Linked DNA regions of Homo sapiens: region 1 is linked to region 2. Evidence: chromatin loops called from intact Hi-C (ENCODE). Cell type or tissue: CD4-positive, alpha-beta T cell. All regions are shown on one strand. Links, peaks and the distances in the headings refer to the core of each region. The heading gives the core; the rest is flanking DNA. Region 1 overlaps ZNF708 (zinc finger protein 708). Region 2 holds the start of ZNF738 (zinc finger protein 738).

What was found. Peaks named below come from ENCODE experiments on the same cell type or tissue, not always from the same donor. Only the 100,000 strongest peaks of a DNase experiment are listed, where the experiment ranks them.
Region 1: a loop joins it to region 2, with 1.8 times the contacts of the local background. A loop is called at or near these places in 32 of 110 quality-filtered maps.

What each region holds. Positions count from the first base shown.
Region 1 is chr19:21,310,660-21,320,381 of GRCh38, forward strand. All of the region lies in intron 1 of ZNF708 (zinc finger protein 708), which reads right to left. It also overlaps the pseudogene BNIP3P25. Among named protein-coding and RNA genes, the nearest start is that of ZNF708, 14 kb to the right of the region's middle. RefSeq lists an enhancer at 7,078-7,582. In CD4-positive, alpha-beta T cell, for the core only: no CTCF peak of the experiment used is centred there; no DNase peak of the experiment used is centred there.
Region 2 is chr19:21,353,873-21,363,594 of GRCh38, forward strand. It overlaps ZNF738 (zinc finger protein 738), which reads left to right and starts at 5,128. Exons shown (of 5, transcript NM_001355237.2): 1 at 5,128-5,271; 2 at 7,894-7,986. The coding sequence starts at 5,269. RefSeq lists enhancers at 3,841-4,398, 5,190-5,489. In CD4-positive, alpha-beta T cell, for the core only: no CTCF peak of the experiment used is centred there; DNase peaks (open chromatin) are centred at 5,069 and 5,449; H3K4me3 peaks cover 1,596 bases; H3K27ac peaks cover 679 bases.

The sequences.
Region 1 (9,722 bases), core at 555-8,554, 44 kb before region 2:
AAGTGGTTATGGACAGAATTTTTAATTTGACTCAAGGTGAAATGAGAGAGTAAAGAGAACTGGTTCTGACTTATAGGAGTGACTGAAATTATCCAATAAAATAATTTTCAACACAGAAATATTCTCGAATGTATTCTCTAACTCTGAAAAAAGAGAGTAGTATAAGATCCACAAAATCAGTGTATATATGTTACTTTTCTGAATGATAAAGTATAAACTTAAGGGCATGAACAGAAACATGTACATTTTTTATTGCTATATATACATCATACAGAATGACTTGTGTATATTTTTCAGATGGAAAAGACATGTTGAGTTAGAAAGTGCTTCTCAAATTTTAGTCTGTAAAATAAACTGGAGATCTTGTTAGTGGAGATTATTTTTTCAGAAGATCTGGAATAAAGTCTCAGTTTTTAAATTTCTAACAAGCTCACCAATAATTCCAATGTTTTTGGCCCAAAAAGAATATTTTGTCAAACATCCCGTAAGTAAAAGGGCCTGTGTTTTTTTCAGTTTTACTTACCTGTACAGAAAGATAAGAGCTTTCATTTTCCAAAGACATATGTATACAAGGAAAACCTAAGAAAAAGTCAGCTCCCAGATAAAATATGATGATTTATGCACATTAGCTGCATAAAGATACTTAATAATGAACAGAAAAATAATTAACTCTATGGTGAAAAAATCTTTCAGAGAGCTCTTTAACCAAAAGACTTATTTTGTCTTTTTTTTTTTAACCGAAAGAATTATTAACATCAACTGCACTAGGACAAATTTTTATGATGTGCTAATGCATAACACAGAAGGACACAGCACCACTGCTGGAATATTCCCCCCAAAAGTGAATTATAGTCTGAATTTAACCATAAAGAAAACATCAGTTCTGTGCAAAGTTCAAGATAAACATATCTTTCCCGTTTTAATTTTTAATAATGATTTTAGGTAGACATCTTGAGAATATGCCTTTAAAGGTGTCAGCACCACCTGTTTACCTGATACCACCACATCCACAAGCAAAAAGATGAAGACTTGCAGAAAAAGTCCACCCATTTCTGTCCTTAATAACAGAAGAGATGCGGGAAAAACACGCTGCACCATGGAAATAAAGATATAAGTTTCATTTTTCCTGTCCTCAGGTGCCCTTCCCTTACATGGACACCAACAATTTCTGCTACAGTAATAAAAATATGGACCACACTGTCCTCTCCCTACCAAACCCAAACAGAAACAGCCCTATGGCCACCCTTTTAGTGCAAAGGTGAGACTTAACTCTTATGAATGTATCTGAACCCCTCATACTCAATTCTAGCCTCATGTTAAAATCACATGAGGCACTTAATTAAAACAACATGGGGCCAGGTGCGGTGGCTCAAGCCTGTAATCCCAGCACTTTGGGGGGCCAAGGGGGGTGGATCTTCTGAGGTCAGAAGTTCGAAACCAGCCTGGCCAACATGGTGAAACCCTGTCTCTACTAAAAACACAAAAATTAGCTGGGCGTGGTGGAACGCGCCTGTAGTCCCAGCTACTCGAGAGGGTGAGGCAGGACAATCGCTTGAATGTGGGAGGCAGAGGTTGCAGTGAGCTGAGATCGCGCCACTGCACTCCAGCCTGGTGACAGAGCGACACTCCATCTCAAAAAAAAAAAATACAAAAATTAGTCAGGCACGGTAGCATGCACGTGTAATCCCAGCTACTTGGGAGGCTGACTCAAGGAGAATCACTTGAACCTGGCAGGCAGAGGTTGCAGTGAACCAAGATCAAGCCACTACACTCCAGCCTGGGAGACAGAGTGAGACTCCATCTCAAAACAAACAAATACAACATGGATGTGTCCACCTGGAGCAATAAACAGAGCCTGTGAGGAGGGGTGAAGTACAGAGATTTCTGCAAACTGGCTGTGTAATCCTAATGAGAAGCCTGGGCTGATAACCACTTAGCCAAGCATTGCCTCTCAAGCTTTAGTGAGCTTAAAATTCACTTGGTAATTTTGGACCCACTCTACGTAATGGGATTCTGCAGGTTTGGAAAGGATCCATGGATAAATGTTTTAAACAAGACCCCTGTCAATGTTAATGTTGCTCCCCCGGGCTCATTATTAGCAGTAGTTAGAGAAAGCAGGCACAGCACAGAGTCCCTTACACTCAGCACTCTTGTCACAACACAAGTATTTCTGGTACAAATAAAGACAACCCATCTTCATCCTAAAGTTTCATATTATTTGCTGGCTCTTCAAAGTTTACAAAGGAAACAGAAGGCAGCAATGTCTGAATAAGTCTGCATTTGGAAAACAACATGTACTAATGCAAGGTGTATTAAGCAGGCGCTATGTGCTCTCAAGGGTATGCTACAGGCTGAGTGCAGTGGCTCATGCCTGTAATCCTAGGAGGCAGGTGGATCACTTGAGATCAGGAGTTCAAGGTCAACCTGGACAACATGGTGAAACCTCATCTCTACTAAAAATACAAAAAAAAAAAAAAAATTAGCCAGGTGTGGTGGCATGTGCCTGTAATCCCAGCTACTCAGGAGGCTGAAGTGGGAGAATCGCTTGAACCCAGGAAGAAGAAGTTGTAGTGAGCTGAGATTGTGTCACTGCACTCTGGCCTGGGTGACAGAGCAAGACCCTGTCTCAAAAAAAAAAAAAAAAAAGTATGTTACAGAGCACTGTGCTGGGAATAACATATTATATGATTTAACTCTCATAACATCATGCAAGTTGGTACTAAGTGTTTAATAATTACCAGGATTTAGATAAAGAGCCCAGCATTTTTAACTCTTCTACTGTTTCTCTGTCATTGGTTTTTTAAAAAATGTGTAGAAAAGCCAGGCGCGGTGGTTCATGCTTGTAATCCCAGCACTTTGGGAGGCCCAGGCGGGCAGATCATGAGGTCAGGAGTTTGAGACCAGCCTAGCCAACATGGTGAAGCCCCGTCTCTACTAAAAATACAAAAATTAGCTAGTCATGGTGGTGGGTGCCTGTAATCCCAGATACTCAGGAGGTTGAGGCAGGAGAATTGTTTGAACCCGGGAGGTGGAGGTTGCAGTGAGCCAAGATCATGCCATTGCACTCCAGCCTGGGCAACAGTGCGAGACTATGTCTCAAAAAAAAAAAAAAAAAAGTGTGTAGAATAAAAGCCTAATACAGACAGATGAGAGGATTACAGAAAGAGTTTAATGTAGTTTTGAGGAATTTTTACTGGGTTTATATTTACTTTTTTGTGACTTGTGGAACAACTACTGAATCTGCAGGAATAGAAAACAAGTTCCTAAATGGAATGTTTCTGCAACCTTGGTTTTAATAAAAAATTAAGAAATTAAGACCCTAAAATACATATTTTACTTTTCCCATTTATCTGCTTTTGGGTTTCAGGAAATTGGGAGCACCAGCTCTAGAGAGGCAGCAGAATTCAACAACCAAAACTCTGATCTCTTCTGATCAGTTCTGTGAGGCAAGACTCCAGGGCTGGGTGAGATCTAAACAAGGCCCTCAAGAAGGGTGAATCTGAACAGAACTGGGGAAGGGGAGACCCTCTGTAGAATTCTGTTCTCTATGCCACTGGGGTATTTCAAGTTCTGTTTTTTGTAAGCTTACCTAAGAGAAACTTAAATCCCAGCGTTTGCGTAATTTTAATCTTTTCTAGCCACTGCCCTGTCAATTTTATAACATATACTAATAAGCAATTTAAACAAATCTCTTAAGGTTTTCTAGGGTAATATTATTAGAAGATAAATATGTATTATTAGCAAGATAAAAGAAATCAAAAAATAATAATGCTTCTGTCCATAAATATCCCTTCAAGTGATGACATCAGAAGCCACAACAATATAAATAAAGTGGCCCAAATAAAGCTCACAATTTTTTCACACATCTATTTGCTATACCAACCATATGATACTTAATTCAACCATTTATTCAGTTGCTAGTCTAGACTAAGAGTTTCTGGATTGTAGAAACCATGACTGCTTCATCTATTTTTCTAATGGCCATATAAAATTATAGCAATCAGTTTATCTGCTTGAGTCTCCAGATCTCCTCCTTGTTTTTACCCAAGTACCAGAAAACTGGAGAAATTCATCTGGGTACCAATCAAAAACATCCCTTGTATAAGGGAAGGAACAAACACAGGATGACTCATTTCTCTTACACTGAGGGAAAAGCAGAATTAACCACTCTTGTCAGCCTGACACAATTCTGCTCTGGACATCCTCAAATGTCTCAAAAATGCCTACGTAATTGTGAGAGGGTTCCCAGTGACCCTGGGCTGATGGTCCAATAATAAGCCAGGCTAGAGAGAGTCATGCTGATTCTAAATAGAAAATGGAACTGCCCTGGTTGAGCTCCAGAATTACTTGTTCTGATTAACTAGCTTTTGGATAGAAGGAAGGACAAGAATATTGTACATAACATTTTACAGGCAGGTATAGTTGTGGTCATGGCTCCGGATACTTTGTGGTCTTGATCTCTCACTCCTAAGATGTTTATTTATATTTACAGAATTTGCCATCAGATTCTGTTTACATCTGGAGCCTCTCACGTAACTGTGGCAGACCTGCTACAAGATCTTACTGGACAAAATCTGAAAAGCTCAAAGAGCCACAGTCTCAAAGGGAGCTGTAGGATGTCTATGTTGACATCTCACAGTGCAGAAAATGCCTTCTATTGGTTTTCAGTACATTCCCAATTCAAAGTCTGGCCCTGTCTTGTAATCCCAGGCAGAAGCCAGATCTTATGTGCAGATTCTAAGTGGGATCAACCTGACTCTGCATCCTTAGGTGTTACAGAAAGCAAAGTACAATCAAAGGAGAGATCCCCTCAGAGGCCGCTCTGGCACGTTCCAAATGATGTTTACCTAAAAGGAAATAGCTGAGGAAACATGAATGTAAGTATACAATTTATTTGGGCCAAACTTGAGGATTGTAACCTGGGAGCAAATATTCAAGTTGCCTGGAATATATACTTTGATTAGCAGCAGTTACAATTGGATTGGAAAGACAAAAAGAGAGGCGCATAGAGTGGGTTGATACAAAGTTGTCTGTCAACATTTTTTTATTTACAAAAATAAATTGATTATTGATTGGATATACATTGTTAGGCTATAGGGTGTGGGTTATAGTGTCCAGTGTGGCATTTTTAGTTCAATTTATAGCTACTTGTGGCAATAGCAAGCAGTTTCAAGTGGTAACTACATAGCTCAAAGAAAAAAGAAAGACATAATTGTGGTCTCATTTTAATGTCTCTCTGAGACTTATAAAGAAAAGGATTATTAGCCAGGCATGGTGGTGCAGGCCTGTAATCCCAGCTACTGAGAGGCCAAGACAGGAGAATCACCTGAACCTGGGAGGCGGAGATTGCAGTGAGCCGAGTTCGTGCCATTGCACTCCAGCCTGGACAACAAGAGTGAAACCTGTCTCAAAAAAAAAAAAACCTTTTATATAGGAAATGCAAATCCTTTTCTTTTCTTTTCTTTTCTTTTTTCTTTTTTTTTTTTTTTTTGAGACAGGGTTTCGCTCTTGTTGCCCCTGCTGGAGTGCAGTGGCGCAATCTCAGCTCACCGCAACTTCCTCCTCCCGGATTCTCCTGCCTCAGCCTCCCGAGTAGCTGGGATTACAGGCATGCGCCACCACGCCTGGCTAATTTTTTGTATTTTTAGTAGAGACAGGGTTTCTCCATGCTAGTAAGGCTGGTCTCGAACTCCCGACCTCAGGTGATCCACCCGTCTTGGCCTCCCAAAGTGCTGGGATTACAGGAGTAAGCCAGTGGGCCCGGCAAAGTTTTCATTTTTTCCAAGCCTCAAGATCTAGATTCAGAAATTGGAGCTGCAGATTCAGATTCTGGATGGGTGGAGTAGCAGCAGGTATTACTTGCACATTTGTGGACATTTTAGCAAGAGGAGAAAAAAGGAATTAAAAATTCTCATGTCTACATATCTATTCAATGCACACATGTTATTCTGCTAGGGTTTTTGGGCCCCATGGTCTCTGAGTCAGCTTCAGGTCTGATGACAGGAGTCCCTGAGGCTGGGCACGGTGGCTCACGCCTGTAATCCCAACACTTTGGGAGGCTGAGATGGGTGGATCATGAGGTCAGGAGTTTGAGACCAGCCTGGCCAATATGGTGAAATCCCATCTCTCTTTTTTTTTTTTTTTGAAACGAAGTTTCGCTCTTGTTGCCCAGGCTGGAGTGCAATAGCACAATCTTGGCTCACTGCAACCTCTGCCTCCCAGGTTCAAGTGATTCTCCTGCCTCAGCCTCCCCAGTAGCTGGCATTACAGGCGTGTGCCACCACCCTCAGCTAATTTTTGTATTTTTAGTAGAGACGGGGTTTCTCCATGTTGGTCAGGCTGGTCTCGAACTCCTAACCTCAGGTGATCTGCCTGCCTGGGCCTCCCGAAGTGCTGGGATTACAGGTGTGAGCCACCGTGCTCAGCCTTTGGTGAAACCCCATCTCTACTACAAATACAAAAAAAAAAAAATTAGCCAGGCATGGTGGTGAGCATCTGTAATCCCAGCTACTTGGGAGGCTGAAGCAGGAAAATCACTTGAACACAGGAGACTGAGGTTGCAGTGAGCTAAGATCATGCCACTGCACTCCAGCCTGGGCAATGCAGTGAGACTCCATCTCAACAACAACAAAAAAGTCACTGAAAGAGGTAAAATGGTTGATTGCTGCCCTGTAAGGTTTGTAGAAATCTGATCTAGCCTCTCTGGAAGTGACTGTAGAGGACAATAGATACCAAATAGGCAGAGATGCAATTCTTCCTGCATATTTAGGGAAGAGCGTGCACTTTGCAGCACAATTGTGAGTTGACTGGAATCCTGAGAGGGAAAGGCCCTTCTAGAGTAAAGCTTGGTTGACACCTTATATATTTATATCACGTCTGGTAATTCTAGACTGTGTTTGGAAAATATAACAAGAGAAATTATCTCCAGCCCCAGAAAAACTTCACAATGATGGAAAAGAAAGAAAACTTTTATTACACAATTAAACCAGAATGTGACATGCATCACAATCAATCTGCTTAAGAGACTGCAAAGACAGAAAGATAGTCACCATAATTAGTCCACAAGTCGAAGAATTTACAGCACCATGTCATACAGAGCTCATCCTAAATTCACCTGGTCATTGGGGATGCCACCTATCTATGCTAATTGGTTATAATCAATGACAAAATAAACTTTTCACATCTTCATGACAGGAGGTAGTTTTGCAACTTGACACCAGGTGCCTGCTGAAGGTAGACTCTCAGTCTCCTACTACAATGGTTGAATAGGGTGCTATCTTTTTGGTTATTTACACTTTAAAGCAATGGCTCTCTATGTTCTGAGCACTCAGCTACAGCACTCCTGCTTGCCGTCTACTTATGGCTAGTGTCCTCTCTTGACCCCTACCATCTGCCAATGAGGCACAGCCCAAAGCACAGAGCTCACAGCTGGCAGCTTACATCTTAAGTGAGCCCCAATTGCCACAGCAGCACTCCAGTACCTCATCAGAGACTGAAGACTATGGTACAGGAGAGCCTACAGGATTTGGGGGTAGAATTGCACCTTCATAATAATGGGAATGGGAGTGGTGTTTCAGCCTCAGTTTCAATTTATTATGGTGACTTGAAAAAAATACTGCTGGATTTCCAGCATGAGTCCAGATAGAGATAGGATGGTTCTCCCTGTGAAAACCCACCTCTTTGTCAACACCAAGGGATAGCATTAGGGCTTCTAAAACAGACATCTGAAGCATTGAAGAGAAAAACAGCTCTTGGTCTGATTCTACTGCAAAAATTATATTGAGAGAAAAAAGAAGTTAAATGTATCTTGAGAAAAAACTCAGATTAGATATGATTGATCAAGTCAGTCAGAAAATATTCCCCTAAAAGGAATTTCTCTTAAAATACCCCTAATGCACAGCTACTCTTGGCATGAGAAACATGAGCATTATGAAGAAAAAAAGCATATTCTCAGCAGAATTTTATAAGGTTTCTCTTCCATCTCTGCTGCTCTCATCTCCTAGCCATTGAATGGGGGTTCCATATTGAAATACAACTGACAATTCACCAGCACTTTTTAAATTACGAACTGGAATCTGACTTTGTTCATATAGTAGAATATATGTGAGCTTGCCGCATAACTAACTGAAGGGCTATTATGGTTTTTGGGTGACCACATCACCTGTCTATTTGTCCTGGAATGGCAGCATTCCAATTTAGTAAAATGAAAGACACTAAAATTATGCTTACCTATAACTATCCCTATTGGATAAAACAATATGTATGTCAGACACATATCTACTGTAACAATTTGGTAGTATTTTTTGATATTAGCTATATAAATAAATATAAATAATTTTAATGTACTAGTCATAATGTATGTAGGATTTTTAAACATTGTCTATAACCATAATTCAGTTTAAACATTTTATATTTCAGAAGTATAAATAACAATATTAAAATGACTGCTTAGGAGATTCAAAGTAAATATTTTGATCTTATATTCATACTATTGTAGAAAATACTTTTTAATTTATATGAATGTATGTTGTCTAAAAACACTTCAGATAACTATGCTAATTGTTCTTAATAAATAGAAACCAAAGTACAACTACAGGCTCCACTTTTCAGTTTATACACTGAACTGTTCTTGTTTTTGCAGTGTAAGTACTTCAGCCTGCAAATATTAGATAATTACTTTGGATAATTAGTGTTCTGTAAAAGGAACCTAGTATGTTTTAGTCCTTATTATTCTGTATTGCTAAATTTACTCCTATCATTGTGTTCAATTTGTGTGTGCTCCTAATATGAGTTTTTTTTTTTTAATTTTTTGAGATGGAGTTTTGCTCTTGTTGCCCAGGCTGGAGAGGAATGGTGTGATCTTGTCTCACTGCAACCTCTGCCTTCTGGGTTTGAGGGATTCTGTATCAACCTCCGGAGTAGCTGGGATTACAGGTATGAGCCACCACGCCCAGCTAATTTTGTATTTTTAGTAGAGAAAGCCACGCGTGGCTGAACAGATGCTTTTCCAAACAAGACATACATGTGGCTAACAAGCATATTTTAAAAATGCTCATCACTAATTATTAGAAAAATGTAAAAAAACACCCAATGAGATACCATCTCACACCAGTCAGAATGGCTACTGTTAAAAAGTCAGCAATAGATGCTGGCAAAGTTGCAGAGGAAAGGAAATGCTTATACACTGCTGGTGGGAGTGTAAATTAGTTCAACCACTGTAAAAAGCAGTGTGGCGGCCAGACTTAGTGGCTCAAGCCTGTAATCCAAGCACTTTGGGAGGCCTAGGCAGGCAGATGACCTGAGGTCAGGAGTTCAAGACCAACCTGGCCAACATGGTGAAACCCCATCTCTACTAAAAATACAAAAATTAGCCAGGTGTGGTAGCGGGCACCTGTAATCCTAGCTATTCAGGAGGCTGAGGCAGGAGAATCGCTTGAACCTGGAAGGCAGAGGTTGAAGTAGGCCAAGATCATGCCACTGCACTCCAGCCTGGGTGACAGAGCAAGACTCAGTCAAAAAAAAGCAGTGTAACAATTCCTCACAGAACTACAGAACTAAAAGCAGAATTACCATTTGACCCAGCAACCTCATAACTTGGTATATACCCAAAGAAATATAAATTAGTCTCTTAAAAAGACACACACATGCACATGCATATTTATTGCAGTACTATTCACAATAGCAAAGACATGGAATCAATCTAAATGCCTATCAATAATAGA
Region 2 (9,722 bases), core at 942-8,941:
GTAATATATCCTGTTTTGTTTCAAATTGAGTTTATTTGAATCTTCTCTCCTTTCCTTGGTTAATCTCGCTAATGGCCTATCAATTTCATTTATATTATCAAAGAATGAACTTTTTTCATTTATCTTTTGAAATTTTTGTTTCAATTTCATTTAGTTCTGCACTGATCTTTGTGATTTATTTTTCTGCTGGGTTTGGGTTTAGTTTGTTTTTGTTTCTCTAGATTCTAGAGGTATGAGCTTAGATTTTTAAATTTGGGCTCTTTCAGACTTTTTGATATAGGCATTGTTATGAACATTCCCTTTAGCACTGCTTTTGCTGTATTCCAGAAGTTTTGATAAGTTTTGTCACTGTTATCTTTCAGCTCAAAGAGCTTTTATATTTCCGTCTTGATTTTATTGTTGAGCAAATGATTATTCAGGAAAAGATTATTTAATTTCCATGTATTTGTATAGTTTTGAGGGTTCCTTTCATAGTTGATTTCCAGTTTTATTCCACTGTGATCTGAGCGAGTACTTGATATAATTTCAATTTTCCTAAATTTATTGAGACTTCTTTTGTGGCCTATCACATGGTCTATCTTGGATAATGTTTCATGTGCTGATAAAAAATACACATTCTGCAGTTGTTGGGTAGAATGTTCTGTAAATATGTGTTAAGTCCATTTGTTCTAGGGTATATTTTAAGTTTATTGTTTCTTTGTTGACTTTCTGTCTTGATTATCTGTCTACTGCTGTCAGTGGAGTATTGAAGTCCCCTACTATAAATGTGTTGCTGTCTATCTCATTGCATTTTTTTCTTTCTTTTTTTTTTTTTTTTTTTTGAGATGGAGTCTCACTCTTGTTGCCCAGGCTGGAGTGCAATGACACGATCTCAGCTCACTACAACCTCTGCCTCCCAGGTTCAAGCAATTCTCCTGCCTCGGCCTCCTGAGCAGCTCGGATTTCAGGCACCCGCCACAACCCCCAGCTAATTTTTTTTTTTTTTTTTTTTTTGTACTTGAGATGGAGTCTTGCTCTTGTTGCCCAGGCTGGAGTGCCATGGCACGATCTTGGCCCACTGTAACCTCCGCCTCCTGGGTTCAAGTGATTCTCCTGCCTCAGTCTCCTGAGTAGCTGGGATTACAGGCACCCACCACCACGCCTGGCTAATTTTTTGTATTTTAGTAGAGACGGGGTTTCACCATGTTGGCCAGGCTGGTCTTGAACTCCTGACCTCAAGTGATCCACCTGCCTCGGCCTCCCAAAGTGTTGGGATTATAGGCGTGAGCCACCACACCCAGCCAACTAATTTTAGTATTTTTACTAGAGACGGGGTTTCACCATGTTGGCCAGGCTGGTCTCCAACTCCTGACATCAGATCATCCACCCGCCTCGGCATCCCAAAGTGCTGGGATTACAGTCGTGAGCCACCTCTCCCGGCTTAAAGTTTTTTTTCTTTAAAAGTTTTCAAACATTTGCTATGATGAAAAATAAATAATGTGCTGTTCAGCTTTGATTTTTTTTTTTTTTTTTTTTTGAGAGAGAGTCTCGCTCTGTTGCCAGGCTGGAGTTCAGTGGCACGATCTCGGCTCACTGCAACCTCTGCCTCCTGGGTTCAAGCGATTCTCCTGCCTCAGCCTCCTAAGTAGCTGGGACTACAGGCGCCCGCCACCACGCCCAGCTAATTTTTGTATTTTTAGTAGAGATGGGTTTCACCAGGTTGGCCAGGATGATCTCAATCTCTTGACCTCGTGATCCGCCCACCTCGGCCTCCCAAAGTGCTGCGATTACAGGCATGAGCCACCACGCCCGGCCTCAGCTTTGATCTTCTAAACTCATCCTTCATCTTTTCCAAAAATTATTCCATGTCTTTTCAAAATGCTTCTCCAGTTTTGTTTTTTTTTTTCTTGAAACAGGGTCTCACTCTATCACCCAGTTTTGCTTGCAATGGTGTAACCAATCATGGCTCACTGCAGCCTGGACCTTCCAGGCTCAAGCAATCCTCCTGCCTCTGCCACCTAACTAGCTGCAGCTACAGGCATGCACCACCATGGCTGGCTAATTTCTTCATTTTTGTCATGAAAACAAACTCTTATTATGTTACTCAGGTTGCACTGGAACTCCTGCGCTCACATAATTCTCCCATCTCAGCCTCCCAAAGTGCTAAAAATATAGGTGTGAGCCACTGTGTTCTTCTGCAAATTTTTTTTTTTTTTTAATACAGAGGCTGGCTCTGTTGCCCAGGCTGGAGTGCAGTGGCACGATCTCAGCTCACTGCAACCTCTGCCTCCCCAGTTCAAGTAATTCTCCTGTCTCAGCCTCCTGAGTAGCTGGGATTGCAGGTGCACACCACCACGTCTGGCTAATGTTTGTATTTTTAGTAGAGACAGGGTTTCACCATGTTGGTCAGGCTGCTCTGGAACTCCTGACCCCATGATCCACCCACCTTGGCCTCCCAAAGTGCAAGGATTACAGGCATGAGCCACTGCACGTGGCCTCTTCTGCAATTTCTTAAGAGGATTATTTCCAGTGATAAACAGTAGTATATGAACACAAACCTAAAAGGAATCTGACTTATTCTGTAGAAGTGTCACTCTCCAGGATTTCAAGGGTCTAGGGCAGGGCAGCTACTTTAGTAGTATGATCTATGGAGGTGCATGGGCTTTGGCGTCAGATAAAGTTGATCCTGAGTCTTATTCCAGTCACTTAGTACTCGTGGGTCTTTGGACATGTTTGTTGATGTGGAGAAGCTCTATATACCACATATGCAAAAAAGGTAGACTGATACTGATTGCAAAATGGCAGCAATTTTTCTGCCCTCTTGTATCTATGCCCATTGTCAGGTGCTTTTACAGCTGTTTCCATCAAGATCCAGAATCTGTCTTCTAAACCCTAGATCTGGCTGGCCTTATTTGCTCAGGGCAGTAGAAACTTGTGAACATGACAGTGGGCTAGTTTGGGGCCCAGGCTCAAATGGTCTTGAATACTTCTGTTTTTTGTTCAGAATGCTGCAATCTCCATGAATAAAGCCCATGTTAGCAAGCTTAAAAATAAGATACCATGAGGAGGAGAAGCAAGGTGCCCCTGTTGAGCCCCAGAAGCAGAAGATCACCCCCAGAAGTACAGCTGGCTAGTCAACAAGCAGCTGATGATACCAGTCTGAAAGAGCTCAGCTGATACCAGAAGAACGGCCCCACTCACCCAGCCTAAATGGCTGATCATCTTAATTATAAACTAGTAAGTTTTGGATGATTTGTTATGCTGCAATAGCTAACTAATACATGCACCAGTGCAGATAGGATGCCAGGATTCAGTGACAGGTTGATTACTTGTTGCCTTCTAACAGTGGGCACCCTCTAGGTACTGATTTCTTCCCCTAATTTAAAGTTGGATGTCTTGAAAGAGAATGTTGGGTAATGCAGAAATACTGGGAGACATGTATGCATGTGATTGGTGTTTATATTCGCACAGTCCCCACACCACAGGAGAAAACAGATAACCACAGCCTCGCAATTAGGGTCAAGGCCAAATAGCAAAATAAGTTTGCCTTTAATCTATTTTCTCTGTATCTAAACACTGGAGTCCAAGAATGTGGGCAGAACTGAAGACACAGAGTTTTTTTCTCCTAAGCTCCATCATCCTATGTTCACAGCCTAATCTCTAAAAGAAAGGTGGGCAACAGGTGGTAAGCAGTGGTTTACCTGTGGTTATTTTATTTCTGCTGCCCTCAGCTCTTTCTATGGCCACTATCTGTTCCAACCTCAGAACTGAAGATAGATGTTAGTAGGGAGAGGCCCTTCCTTCCCCTCTGGCCCTTCACACCATTGACATCAGAGCTGCCATGTGTGGCTCCTGGGTGCCTGGAATGTGCTTGGTCTGAACCGCGATATGCTAGAAAGGTAAAACACAGAGTTATTTTCAAAAATTTAGTTGCAAATATTTATATACTTCATTAATAATTACATATTCCTCACACATTAAAATGATATTTTGTATATATTAGGTTAATTACATTGTTACAATCAATTCAACCTGTTCCTTGTTATTGTTGTTGTTGTTGTTGCTGTTGTTGCAGTCTGTCACTAGGCTGGAGTGCAGTGGCGCAATCTCGGCTCACTGCAACCTCTGCCTCCCGGGTTCAAGCGATTCTCCTGCCTCAGCCTCCCCAGTAGCTGGGATTACAGGCATGCGCCACCACGCCTGGCTAATTTTTATATTTTTTTCAGTAGAGACAGGGTTTAGCCATATTGCCAGGAGGGTCTCAATCACTTGATCTCGTGATCCACCAGCCTCGGCCTCCCAAAGTGCTGGGATTACAGGCGTGAGCCACTGCGCGTGGCCTCTTGTTTCTTTATATTTTTCACCCCCCAAAACGGAGTCTCGCTCTGTCCGCCCAGGCTGGAGTGCAGTGGCGCGATCTCTGCTCACTGCAACCTCCTCCGCCTCCCGGGTTCAAGCAATTCTCCTGCCTCAGCCTCCTGCGTAGCTGGGATTACAGATGTCCACCACCACGCCCGGCTAATTTTTGTATTTTTAGTAGAGACGTGGTTTCACCATGTTAGCCAGGCTGGTCTCAAACTCCTGACCTCTTGATCTGCCCGCCTTGTACTCCTAAAGTCCTAGGATTACAGGCGTGAGCCACCATGCCTGGCCCCTTGTTTCTTTTTAATTTTCTAGTTTGGCTACCAGAAAATTCAAAATTCACGTGGCTCACATTTTATTTCAGAGGATTACCTCCTTTTTAAAATCTCAGGCTGCCTGCTCAAAGGACCGTAAGCCAGGAAAGTAAAAAAACCCTGAAATTTTAAAACATTTGTTATTATATCCTTTTCATTTATGTATAGCCATATGATATAGTATTTACAAATGCATATGACCTTATACGCAAGGTTGAATGCAAATACCCTTTGGGGTGGGCCTATCTCAGCTCAAGGAGGAAGCCCTGCCTGAAAAGGCTGCAGCCTAGGCGGTCACTCTTTCTTCATTCAGCCCAGCATCTAATTACATCTTCTGTCAGTCAGGGCCTGAGAGGGTGGGGTTTTAAACGTTATCCAATCAGCGACGCTGGGCTGGGAACTGTCCAATCAGGCACGCAGCTTGAGCGGAGAGGACGGCTTCCGGGATGTGGCGGGATTTGTCCGCTTCTTTGTCTTTGGCTGCCGCTGGAACTCCGGGTCTCGTCTTCACTGCTCTGTGTCCTCTGCTCCTAGAGGCCCAGCCTCTGGTCCTGTGACCTGCAGGTATTGGGAATCCACAGCTAAGACGCCGGGACACCCTGGAAGCCTAGAAATGGTGAGAGTGCGGGGTCCAACATCCCGAGAGAGGGGAAGGGCTGGTTGGAACCGGTGGGAAGTGGCTGTGGCGAGACTCAGGCCTCCCCGCAGTCAGCTCTACAATCTGCGCCCCGAGTTCTCCTTGCCCAGCTCGGCCTCAGTCGCCTTCAGCCATAAGATGGCGGTTGCGCCGACAGCCCGGCCCCCGGGCGTCCTGTCTCTTCCCTGCATAGTGACTGTGCCCTTGCCTGGAGCCCTCTCTGGGGAATCTCTGCACCCGCAGCGCCGCTTCTCTACCGGATTGTGCAGGGACCGTGGGAGGGTCGTCAGGGGAGAATCCTGACTTGGGGTGCGGGTTCATGAATGGGAAGAGGTTTGTTCCGTGGGGTTCCCAGTTCCTATTATCTCCTATTAAAAGTTAATGGGAGTCACTGCAAAAATATTAAAAGAATTTAATCAAAGAGTGGTTCTAGGCTGGGCGCGGTGGCTCACGCCTGTAATCCCAGCACTTTGGAAGGCCGAGGTGGGCGGATCAGAGGTCAGGAGATCAAGACCATCCTGGCTAACACGGTGAAACCCCGTCTCTACTAAAAATACAAAAAATGAGCCGGGCGTGGTGGCGGGCGCCTGTAGTCCCAGCTACTCAGGAGGCTGAGGCAGGAGAATGGCGTGAACCCAGGAGGCAGAGCTTGCAGTGAGCCGAGATCGTGCCACTGCACTCCAGCCTGGGCGACAGAGCGAGACTCTTGTCTCAAAAAAAAAATTAACTTATTAAATAATTTAATCAAAAAGTGGTTCTAGAATTGTAGAGCACCAAGCTGTGGTTTTTAGTTTGTGGTCTATGGGAGAGGCTTGAAAGAAAGTCTTTTGTAAAATGCATGATGAAGAAAACCAAATTTAGTAATTGGTTAGGTACAGTTACGTGGTTTTTTAATTTGTACATTAAAGGTGAAAATTTCCTGGTTATGTAATCGGAGCTCAATTGGCAGTTTATAGTAGGTGAAGCCTCAATTTTGTTTCTCTGAATTTAGTAATTAAAAATAATGCGCCTGAGTTAGATTTTTTAAATTGAAGTAGGAACCCAGGGACTAGAGAAACCTCAGTCTAATTGCCTGCCACTTAATTATTTTCACACTCCACAGGGAACTGATTTTCTGCTGCATTTTTCACCTGGGTCCCAATCAGGGTCTTAAGTCTAACCCCCATCCCTCATTACTCCAACCTCATTCTTGCTTGCAGTAAGATACTAAATTTCCAATTTCTTCTGGGGTTCCCAAATGCCAGCTTTTCCTCCCTAATTCACATTATCACGTATTTGTGTTTTTTTGTTTGTTTTGTTTTGTTTTTGAGATGGAGTCTCGCTCTGTCTCCCAGGCTGGAGTGCAATGGCGCGATCTCGGCTCACCTCAACCTCCGCCTCCCGGTTTTAAACAATTCTCCCACTTCAGCCTCCTTAGTAGCTGGGATTACAGGTGCGCGCCATCATACCTGGCTAATTTTTGTGTTTTTGTAAAGACGGGGGTTTCACCATGCTGGCCAGGCTGGTCTCGAACTCCTGACCTCAGGTGATCCGCCCGCATCAGCTTGCCAAAGTGCTGGAATTACAGGCGTGAGCCACCGGGCCTGGCCACTTATTTTGTAGTGTACTTTTTTATACCGTATTTTAATTAATTATTTTTTGGCAAGGCATTAAATGGTGCTTTTTTCTTTTCTTTTTTTTTTGAGACGGAGTTTCACTCTTGTTGCAAAGGCACATTCTCGGCTCACCACAACCTCCGCCTCCGGGTTCACGAGGTTCTCATGCCTCAGCCTCCCAAGTAGCTGGGTTTACAGGCATGCACCACCACGCCCAGCTGATTTTGTATTTTTAGAAGAGATAGGGTTTCTCCATGTTGGTCAGGCTGGTCATGAACTCCCGACCTCAGGTGATCCGCCCGCCTTGGCCTCCCGAAGTGCTGGGATTACAGGCGTGAGCCACTGCGCCCTGCATAAATGGTGTTTTGGGGGTTTTTTTGTTTGTTTTTTGTTTTGAGACGGAGTTTTGCTCTTGTTGCCCAGGCTGGAGTACAGTGGCATGGTCTCGGCTCACCGCAACTTCTGCCTCCCGGGTTCAGGCGATTCTCCTGCCTCAGCCTCCGAGTAGCTGGGATTACAGGCATGTGCCAGCCACCACGCCCGGCTAATTTTTTATTTTTAGTAGAGACAGGGTTTCTCTATGTTGGTCAGGCTGGTCTCGAACTCCCGACCTCAGGTGATCCGCCCGCCTCGGCCTCCCAAAGTGTGGGGATTACAGGCGTGAGCCACCACACCCAGACCAATGGTACTTTTAAGAAGGTTTGTTATCTGTTTGTAAATATTTTCCATGAAAAGAAAGCAAATAATAATCCCCTGACACTGTGTTGCAAAAAATCTCTGTGTGTCTTTTCCTTTTATCTTTCTAGGCACAGAGATGTTATCGGAATTTTTTTGGGTCAGAGTTCTGCTTTGGAAAATTTATGGGGTGATGTGTCCTCAGCCACCGTTTAGTTTTTTCCCGGTCCTGGGTTTCAGTATTATCTGGGGATAAACCGAGATATCTGCCATGGTTATGTCAGCTAGAGTGTCTAGTGGATATCAGCTTCTGGTTTATTTTCTCCCATAGGACGACCTGAGGTATGGAGTGTATCCTGTCAAGGGGGCAAGTGGATACCCTGGGGCTGAGAGGAATCTTCTGGAGTACTCTTATTTTGAAAAGGTAACCCCTTGATATGTTAAAATTGTCTTTGGGACCAGCTTGAAAAACATGCTCTACTAAAAATACAAAAAACTTAGCCAAGCATGGTGGTGCATGCCTGAATTTCCAGCTACTCGGGGTTGCTGAGGCAGGACAATCACTTGATCCCGGGAGGCAGAGGTTGTGGTGAGCCGAGATCCTGCCATTGCACTCTAGCCTGGGCAACAAGAGTGAAACTCCATCTAATAATAATAATAATGATAATAATAATAATAATAATAATAATAATAATAATGAATAAATTGTCTTCTACCAACCCTGCTTCCATTTCATGGAGACAAATTGCTTGTCAGCCAATCAGATGCTGGTAATGAGGAACAAACACAGTAATAACTTCTGCCCCCTGGATTCTGTAAGGGAGCAGAAGAATAGTGAAATAAATATAGTAAAAGAAAAAGAGTAAAAAACAGTGAAAAATATGTGACCAAAAAAATAGTATCCCGAAAGACAAACAACAAAAACAACAACAAACTGACTCCAGTGAGATGGTGTAAGAACTTGCAAAGTAAAATGCACCTAGGGCAGTCACCGAAAAATAGTGCAGTGTCTCCTGAATGGGTGGTTCTTGAGCACATAAGTGAGCAGGAGTGGGTGGAAGGATCTCTCAAGTGATTGAATGGCCTGACTTGAAACGTGAGTCAGACACATCTGTTATTTAACCAGCACTGCCATTCCTGGATTTGTCACCTTGAAGAGATTTGTTCACTTATTTTCACCTGTTTTTTAGCTGTAAGGTTACATTATATTAGTAGGGCTTGAAAGGTAGAAAAATATTTACAAAGGGCATAAAAGACGTGGGATTCAAAAAAATTAATCATATATTTCATTTGTTAAAAATTTTCACTTACCTTTTTCTTTCCCAGAGTGAGTTTACAAGTTTTCTCAGGTGTAGCTTTTAATGGCTGGGTGATTTCAAACAGAATTTCAAGCTTAGCTTTCAGAATGCTACCAAGAAAAAGAAGAGGAAAAATGTCTATTCCATTTTTGCCGTAGAAAATGAATACGTTTCCACAAGAAAATGTGGTAGATAATTGGTGAGTTACATAGATTCATGAAAACATCAGTTCCTTTTTTTGGCAGGGTAAATTTTTGACAGCGAATATCTCTGTTCAAATTCTGTTATCTTGATTTCTGAGTTTTATGCTAAATTTTATGAGATGAAACTTGGTATTGCCTGGAAGTGTTTCCATATGACTAAATGTTTGCTGCATGATTTTTAATGGAATTAATAGAATAATACATTTATTTTCTGATAGAAATACTTTTGCTTTTCTTATTAAGGTATAAAATGTAAGCACCTTAAAATTTTCTTCCCTTATAGGAATACTGTGTTTGAGTAATTTTTTTGGATTTTTCAAACAACTTAGTTTCAAAAACCAAGTGAGCAACTCTAACATGGAAATTAAAGCTTGAGCCCAGTGACTCAGAGCTAGGGCTTATATTGAGACTGTAAAAGTAGGTTATTAAAGGTCCAGTTAGTTTTTTCTGGAGTGCCTCTCCTGCAGATGTTCTAGCCTGCTCACTCCAGTCATGGAAGAAGCCTTTCTGATGAGAGAAGCTAGAGTCCTGGAAAGCTACAGGCAGATGAGTTAAGGTTAAGACAAAAGGGGACTGGGAGGGTCTTACTGACCGTGTAGTTGTTTTAAGGCAGTTTCTAGACTTTGTAATATGTTATAAAGTTAATTTCTGTTAAAAAA